3 separate regions of the Homo sapiens genome follow, and regions 2 and 3 are each linked to region 1. Evidence: chromatin contacts called from ENCODE Hi-C or POLR2A ChIA-PET data. All regions are on one chromosome and are shown on one strand. The core of a region is the stretch at or near the end of the contact, and the rest is flanking DNA. Distances in the headings are between cores, read along the strand shown. Region 1 holds the start of LINC00548 (long intergenic non-protein coding RNA 548). Region 2 overlaps FOXO1 (forkhead box O1). Region 3 holds the start of LINC00598 (long intergenic non-protein coding RNA 598).

Region 1 (2,740 bases), core at 241-2,740:
ATTCATTCATTCAAGCTTAGTACACATAGTAAGCACCTACCATGTGTAAGCCTGTGTTAAATATTGTGGGATACACTAAAATGATTCAGACATGGTCTCTGCCCTCAGAGCTATAAATACAATTAAAAGAAATTGTAAAACAAAATGGAATGTAAAAAGTGTTTTAAGGGAAGTTATTGAAAGTGAATGAAGGGCATTGCCACATGGAAAGAATAGTGAATTAAGAACAAGGAGATTTTTTTCTCAGCCCTGGTTTTAATGTTGGTCTAACATAAACCCTGTCACCTCCCTAGGCTTTGGTTTCCCCGAAGTAAGGAGGCAGAAGTGGAAGATCCCGAGGTCCCTGTAACTTCTAACATTTCATTCCCTCTGCCTCTACGTAAGTGAAGGTAACATTCAAACTGAGCACTGAGTAGCAGGGTATTGCATTCCAGGAGTGGAGACTCATACAAGCAAGTTTATGAAGATAGAAATACATCAATATTAATGGAATGGCAAGTGGTACCATTTGAATACAGCGAATGGCAAAAGAAGGTAATGTCTTGAGAGTTAGATTCAGAATAATTTGTGAAGGGCCTTATTTTTAGGCCAGAGAAATAAAAGAATTAGTTACTATTGAGCAAGTGCAAAAGAGCCTTCTTATGTGTCTGTGCAAGGAGCCTACTTTCTCAGAGTTACCTTCTCCCTACACTTCTCACACCTCCTTACACCTGCGCACCCTACAAGCAAGGGCTGGACATGGCCGAAGTCAATCACTTTGCAGAAAGTCAAAGTCCCTATTGAGAAAGGCCCCTGAAGAAGCTGAGCTGGGGTGCAGGGCCTCCCCCATATTCCCTGTAAGCCCTGTGATCACCAACACGGAGTTATCTTGGAGGGCTGTTCTCGTCTCCAATTACGCCCTGTACATGGTCATATTCCCCCACCCTCGGCAAACCAAAATGAGGCGGCAGCAAGGGCGAGTAAATAGTCTGTTTAGGGGCGTGCAGGCAATGCTCCAGGTTGTGCCACCAGGCCTCACTGCCAGGCCCTCTGTGATGGGTGCTCAAGCAAGCAGGGGGAAAGGGGTGCTTTCCTGTCCCCGCTGGAACGGCCTTCCCACCCATCTGCCTGGTAAACGCCTACTCATACTTCAAGCCTTAGCTCCAGAGTTGTCTGATCTAGAAGCCCTTCTTGACCACCCTCAAACCCTTCCCAGGCACAGTGGGCCCCTCACTCTACCCTACTCAGAATTTTCACAGCACCCGTGATTCTTAATCGTATTTATTCACATATCTTTCCCCCAAACAAGCTGCAAACAATCCCTTGGGCAGGATACTCTGTCTTAGTTATCTTCGTACTCAGTCACCTAGCCTTTACCTGACACGTGGTTGTACCTCATGAGCATTTGTCAATAACAAGAGTAGCTGACTTTCGCAGAGCACTCACCCCGAGGCAGGCACCACACTGGCAGCTTCACATGCACTAGTCATTCAATCCCCACAGCAACTGTTTATGTTTGGTGCTATTATCCCCACTTTATAGATGAAGAAACTAAGGCATAGATGAGCTAAGCAACTTGCCCCAAAGTGAAAGCACTACTTTCTTTTCCAAGATCTTTATCACTTTAGATATACAGTAGGTAAAGCAATCTGAAATTGAGAAAACCTCTAACGCCATTGCAGAACTGGGGGTTGTAAAAACGTTAGTCCAAGCTGACGCTGAAACAGTGGGAAATGTGTAGACACCACAGACTCAAATTCTGAGAATTCTTTATTTTTGGAGTCAGTGTCTCACTCTGTTTCACAGACTGGAATGCAGTGGTGCAATCATAACTCGCTGCAGCACCCAGCTAACTGTTTTTATTTTTTTGTAGAGATGGGGTCTTGCTATGCCGTCCAAGCTGGTCTCGAGCTCCTGGCCTCAAGCGATCGTCTCACTTCCACAGATGGTGAGAATTCTTCCTTATTCACCCCTAGTAAGGATTCACTAGTAATTTAATGATAACACCATAATACCCAAGTCACATAGTCCGATCATTAAGCCCAGTTCATGCTTATGGAACATCTGATAAAATAAATTTTAAACTATGACCTGCTCCTCTCCCTCCCACACTAACTCTGTGGACAGAGATTCATTTGCAACAACTTTTCTCCCACTGACTCCCAGTGACCTTTCCCACCACTGTCCCTTTTCAAATACAGAGTGCGTGTAGGTAAGCCCTCCCCAGGAGGGAAGAAAGAGGCCATTAGGCAGAGAGGAGATTTGCAGGGTGGAAGTACTAACTGGTTCTATCCCACTGCCCACCTCTGAAAATAGCCTCCTTGATGGCCACAAGCCCAGACATCTCATGAGAGCACCAAGTAGATTACATTCTTATTTATTTAAAAGGAAACAGCCCACCTGGGCCTGGATTCTCCACAGAAAAACAAAAGAGAAGCAGAGAGAATCAAACTAGCTCTCTGGAACAAAGGTGTACAGTTTAAATGATTGCACAACAACTGCTGCAAACCAGAACATTCTGTACGGTCGGAAGAGGCTTAATTAGCCTGAACCAAAAGTCTAAGGTCATGTGATTCAGAACATTTCACAGCCTGGGTTGTGACATTAGAGGTGCTACGGGCCATCCTACCAGACCACTGTGGGGCCCCAAACTGGACAGCCTTTTGTTTTCTCCAACCGAGGCTTAATTTAAATTAAAAACATCGAGGGGTAGTGGGGAGCCTCTGCCTGTCCTTTGGAAGCCACAGTTGTTTCATTTGTA
Region 2 (2,740 bases), core at 84-2,583, 390 kb after region 1:
TGGGAGACACAGTGAGACCCTGTCTCAATAAATAAATAAACAAACAAATAAAAATAAAAATAAAAACTCTACTAGAGGGCTAGGTTTTGCCCTGCCTTTTTACAGGCCTACTGAAAACAAGGTCAGTAGACTGAAAGGGCCAGCAGAAAACACAATGACTCAAGGGTTACAGTTATCCATCTTCCATTTATCAGCTGTCATGCCATAGAGACCTTGGATCTCCCCAACAAAATCCAGGCTTCCCCACCTCTCCTACAGGGTTCTAGAAAGCTCAAATGGACAGAGCACAGCAGGCAGACAGTATATCACAGACACAGCTACGAAGATAAAGTGCCATGTATGATGGCAAAAATGTTACAGGGTCTCCATGAAATTATCAGGATGACACCTCAGGTTTTTAACCTAAGAAAACAGAAGAGACTTGTGTGTGTGTTACACATATGTACGTATACACACACGTGCGTTCGCAAGCATGCCTAAGGAGATTTCTTTCAAAAAGAAGGCTGGCCCAACAATTTCAGTGGCCAAGAAATTTTATCATCCCAGGCACAACATTTCTTGTTTGCTTGATGTCAATTCCATGTACAGTAGTCCTTCCCTGAGCTTTCACTTTCCACCTTTTTGAGTTACCTGCAGTACAACACAGTAAGATATTTTGAGAGAGAGAGAAACCACATTCATCTATCTTTTATTACATTATACTGTTATTATTGGTCTGTTTTATTATTAGTTATTGTTGTTAATCTCTTACTCTGCCTAATGTATAACTATCATAGGTATGTAGGTATAGGGAAAAACGTAGTATACACAGGGTCTGATACTATCCAGTTTCAGGCACTCACTGTGGGTCCTGGAACTATCTCCCTCCTATAAAGGAGGACTACTGTGTATCGGTTTATCTACAATTTTAATGGCAACGTTTTAAAAGAGGAATGACCCACAAACTCCACTTTCCCTGCCCTCGTATTCCTTTCACCAGCAAGACAGAGGTGAAGAATTAAACTTTAATCAGCCACAATTTGAAGAAGGCTGTAAGATGATCTCCAGTATTTGAACCTTGAAATCTGGGTAAAAAAGAACACCTCATGCCTGTAAACCCCATCTCTCCATCAGGATTATCACTTGGTCAATAAGAGATAGCAAAGTCAAAAGTGTCCTCTTTTTGGAGGTGGTGTGTGTGTTGGAGGGCAGGGTCTCTGTAAGAACAGCTATAAGTAAAAGAGATATGGTGAAAGGTCACTAGTCTGTCATCTCTCTCTTCCTGAGGCACATAAGGATGTGACATAGTTACATGTGGTTTGCAAGAGGGCTCCTCCCTTTACAATCTGCTTCTCCGACACCCCTAATCTAATCAATTTTTATTTTCAGTTTGGTGTTTAAAAAAAAAAAAGTTACCACACAGAAAGGACTTTAAGTCTGAAATGTTAATCACATCAAAGTCTGGAACTTCAAAGTTGCAGTTCCCACACCAAGAGCAGCTCCGGTCCCCATCTGCAGTTTGAGTGTTAATCTAGATGGTAGTTTCTCTGATTTAAGACCTTGTTTTATGTGTACAGGGAGTGTGGCCAAGTCACAGGCACTACGAATTTGAATTTCCTGACTCTCACTTGGTTTAGTGGATGATTACGGCGTCAGCATGTGCATTTGAAACAGGTCCCCAAAGAGGAAGCACATTCAGGTCACTTGAACAAACACAAGCGTGAGCCACACCAGAGCCCTCCAGCTGACTGCCTAGCAGCAGTTACACGGTCTCCCATCAGGACCCTGTGACCAGAACTACCAGGCAGCTTTCATGGAACTGAAGTTGGATCCTCACGGCTGGTACCATTAAATGGCTTGTTTTTCTAAGAACCTGTGAAGAGCTTTAACAGACAGAAGAAAGTAAATCAGACCTCTCCTTAAAAAGAAAAAATAAAGGGTGAAAAAACTAGCACTCAACCCGGTATTTTAACTACTGGCAGTTGCCTTTCTTCTACCATGCAACACAGTGGTTTCCAAAGGTATTTTCCAGAAGTTCTGGTTCCTGATTTCAGTGGCTACTCTATTTCAGGAATAAGGACAAAACTCAATACAGAGACAAATGTTGGAAAAGTCCCAGGGAACTAACCTGGCACCAGCAGTTCTGTGCAAGTCCACCCGGCCAGGCCAGGATGCATCTAAAAGCCAAACAGTTTGCTGTGTGCTTGCTTCTCATCGTCTTCGTCTCCTCTAGCAGCTGGAAATTTTAAAGCTAGATATGTTTAACCACCAGGAAACATGCTGACCATGAGCTCAGTCCTCTTCAGAAAGTCAAGAGCACTGCAGGGAATAGGACCTCTTTTCAAAGTGTGATTCTGCAACACAATGGCACCATATTTAATTCATCTGAACATTCTACTTAGCAAGAGGGACCTACAGGACTCAAGGTCACTGGAGTTGCAAGCAGCCTGAAAACATGGTCAATGACGTTTCATTTTGTAAAGAGGAAAACTAAGGAACTGAGGGGACAGCAAATCTTCACGTAGAAGATTTTGTTACTGAGAACAACGCCAGCAACTTTCTCACAGTGCACAGTGGAAGATCTCTTGGCCCTGCAGAGAAGAAAGCACAAGGATAGTGATGCTCCCCTTATCTGGTGGCCAGCCTTCCAACCCCTCGGCCTCTGAAACACTTAGACTATTTAAACAAATGTGAACCAGAAAGTCAGGGCTAAAAGAAAACAATGAAAGCCAAGTGCTAATCCACAGAACTACAGAGCACA
Region 3 (2,740 bases), core at 82-2,581, 260 kb after region 1:
TGGCGGGCACCCCCTGCTCTTTTCATTCGGCCCCATGTGACGCCCGTGAGGGAGCTGGCAGGCCAGGGCCTGGTGAATGAATCCTGTTTGTCAGGGCCCCCGCCTTGACTGCAGCCCATACGTCAGGACACACGCTTCCCGACTGCTAAATGACGGCTGAGAAAAGGACAGTGGTTTTCGGTGTTTGTAGGACAGGCAGGAGTGGCCAGGCAAGGACTGAGATCAGTCATAGGGGAGAAAATCCAAAAAGTAAAAACTCCACCGACCACAGGAGACTTTTCTTCTCTGCTCTGGTCAGCAAGAAGGTCCCATGATTCAGCACAGAAAAGCACCCTCTGGCAGCCCGGTCCTGTTTAGTTCTGGGTTCGGTGCAATTTCTTTGTTGAAACTCAGTTTCTCCCTCTGTAAAATAGGTATAGTGACACGAGCCCATGGGAGCTGCTCAGTAAAGCTCTATTGTTTAATCAGCTGACAAATGGCAAAGCCAAGTCCTAAATGCTTACTCAACTGGCCACCAGTAATGGGTGCATAATGAGAGTGAGAATTCAAGGGCAGCCACCTACCTCGCCCATCTGTTTATTTTTCCTGCCTTGGTCTAAAATGGTTCCAAGGCCCCAGACTCACAGCAGTCATGCCTCTTCCGTGGCGGCCAGAAGTGCAGAGGACAGTGTTATTCAAGGTCATCTGAAGAAGGCAGGGACCCACCTGCCACAAAGGGTCGTTGTGAAAATGCAAACGTCCAGGAGCAAGGATTAAGGGGAAGACTCCCACACCGGAGAGCAGCCAAGGGCACCCCCTTGCCGAGAGCAAAAAAAACATGTGGTCACTTCTAGAAGGCAGAGTGACAAGTCAAAGCCTCTCTGTGAGTTAGCAGAAATCATTCCCTCCGGGTGGAGGAATTACACATGTCTTTCTGGGCAGGCAAGTTAGGAAAGGGGTGCCCGTCTGGGCAATCCAGTCAGGACGAGTGCCCCTTTCTCCCAGACTGGGGACGCAGTCTGGAGGGCAGCGCCCACTACCCCTCCCTCTCTGGGCACCGTGGCACACCCTCCGGGGCCCTGCCTTTAACCGCTGTGTAGCCTGACAGGGAAACGTCAAGGTCAAACAGGAGGCCTCTCACAGCTGCAGGAAGGAACACCAAAGCATCTTCTTGAGAAATAAACAATGTTGCCTCTTTTAGCTCTAATTTTTTCTGTATGGCTTTGAAGTGGCAGTGTCTAGGGAAACCCCCAATACCTTTCAAGGGGGGAGATCAAGGACTCCTGCGTGTTGCAGTGAAGTTAATGAAGCCATTCATCCATTCGGCCAACAGCCATCATCGGAGCTCTACAGCGTGTCCCCAGTAAGTCTGCTGTCAACACGCAGACATGGGGGGCGTCAGCACAGCCCTTGACCTCTGCGAGGTCACAATCCAGGGTGGCTGCAAGACCAACAGTAGCACCCCCCACCCCCGACCAATGAAGTCCAGAGGAGCAGAGAAAGTGCTGGCAGACACAGAGGATGGAGCAACTCACTTATTTTAGAAGAACCAAAGAAGGCTTCACAGAGGTGACTTCTGGGGGTGTTCTTAAGTGAGGGGTAGAATTTCTATGACCAGAGCAGCCAGGTGGAGGGAAAAGCAGAAGCATAGCTACGGAATCAGAAGAGTCTGTGCTGTGGCCAAAGCATGGGGTGGGAGGTGCGGAGGCAGGAAGTCCCTGAACACACCAAGAGTCAGAACTCAGGGAGGCAGCGGAGAGAGGACCCACAACTCCACCTGGGCCTTAGGGCAGCTCTGACGATGCTGTAAGGCCAGACTGTAGAGACTAACAATATAGGCATCACCTGGAAGACTTGAATGACCCAGGGAAGATGCAGAGGCTTGAGGACCAAGCCAGAGGGGACGGAAACACAGAGACTCGGGTTTCCAGACCGGACCGGGCGCATGGTGAGGGCACAGGCCTGCAATAGACAGCACAGGAGTGGAGTGGGTTTGGAAGGCCAATGTTGAATGTGGTTGTGGAGAAGCCAAGTCGAGGCTCCTAACAATGCAGTCCTGTAGAAATGCATAACAGTTAACTAACCAGCGATGAATAGCTAGTTTTAAAACTAAAAGGCAAAGAGATTGCAAGGGAACTAGGGCCCTGTACAAGGACCCCTGCCGTGCTCTGGGGCTGTGGGAGTAATTGGGTCAGGGCAACAGTTCTCAGACTTTGGGGTGCATCAGAATCACAGGGCGGTGTGGGAGGCCACTGACAATCCAGGTACCTCGGCCTCACCCCCACTGATTTTGTGTCAGCACCTACAGAAGTAACACCGATTCCAGCTCCCCAGTTACAACATACTACAAATCAAGGAGTCCTTTAAACTTTTTAACTTCTTTCTCACTAATTAACTAGAAATACCCTCCCCTGTTTACCTTTTAGCTGAATAATCTCTTTAACTGATTAACTGAAGTTAATTCTCACTGGCCAGCAAAAAGTTCGGTGAAATTAGCCTCGGGAGAAACTAAGATGGCAAAGGCTATTTTGTGGGAGGTAAGAGAAGAGGGAGAAACAGAGACAAGAGACAGTAGGGGGGAATGGCTAAGAATGGTCCGTCTGGGCATTGTTGGTGAAACGGCTTAGTGGTTGTGGAGTCACTAGAGCCACACGTTGTATGTGAAGTCATCAAAGCGGACATCAGGGAGCCCTGGAGTTGGTCCCTCATCCCCAGGAAAGGAGGACACCGGCTTTCCACCAGCCTCAGCAGGTCCACCCTC

The links. Hi-C counts contacts between places; a loop is a spot of excess contacts on that map. ChIA-PET counts read pairs that join two places held with the same protein, here RNA polymerase II (POLR2A). Pooled maps may share reads with other maps.
Region 2: a loop to region 1 is called in a pooled map, with 2.5 times the contacts of the local background. The contact joins the enhancer-like site here to the promoter of LINC00548 in region 1. A Hi-C loop is called at or near these places in 6 of 50 pooled maps. POLR2A ChIA-PET finds 5 or more read pairs at or near these places in 3 of 52 experiments (CD8-positive, alpha-beta T cell, H1 and activated CD4-positive, alpha-beta T cell).
Region 3: a pooled map shows a loop between it and region 1 (1.8-fold over the local background). The contact joins the promoter of LINC00598 here to the promoter of LINC00548 in region 1. A Hi-C loop is called at or near these places in 1 of 168 maps with a recorded cell type or tissue (ascending aorta) and 11 of 50 pooled maps. POLR2A ChIA-PET finds 5 or more read pairs at or near these places in 2 of 52 experiments (T-cell and WTC11).

Annotation. Positions count from the first base shown.
Region 1 is chr13:40,219,012-40,221,751 of GRCh38, forward strand. It overlaps LINC00548 (long intergenic non-protein coding RNA 548), which reads right to left and starts at 1,491. Exons shown (of 6, transcript NR_033877.1): 1 at 1,426-1,491.
Region 2 is chr13:40,612,043-40,614,782 of GRCh38, forward strand. The region is part of intron 1 of FOXO1 (forkhead box O1); the gene reads right to left. Among named protein-coding and RNA genes, the nearest start is that of FOXO1, 53 kb to the right of the region's middle. RefSeq lists an enhancer at 1,254-1,303. Within about 2 kb of position 1,334, at least 26 of the 41 ENCODE cell types and tissues checked have a DNase peak (open chromatin) inside an H3K27ac peak, as active enhancers do; they include CD8-positive, alpha-beta T cell, where a contact is called at or near this core.
Region 3 is chr13:40,479,673-40,482,412 of GRCh38, forward strand. It overlaps LINC00598 (long intergenic non-protein coding RNA 598), which reads right to left and starts at 1,332. Exons shown (of 7, transcript NR_024507.3): 1 at 1,237-1,332.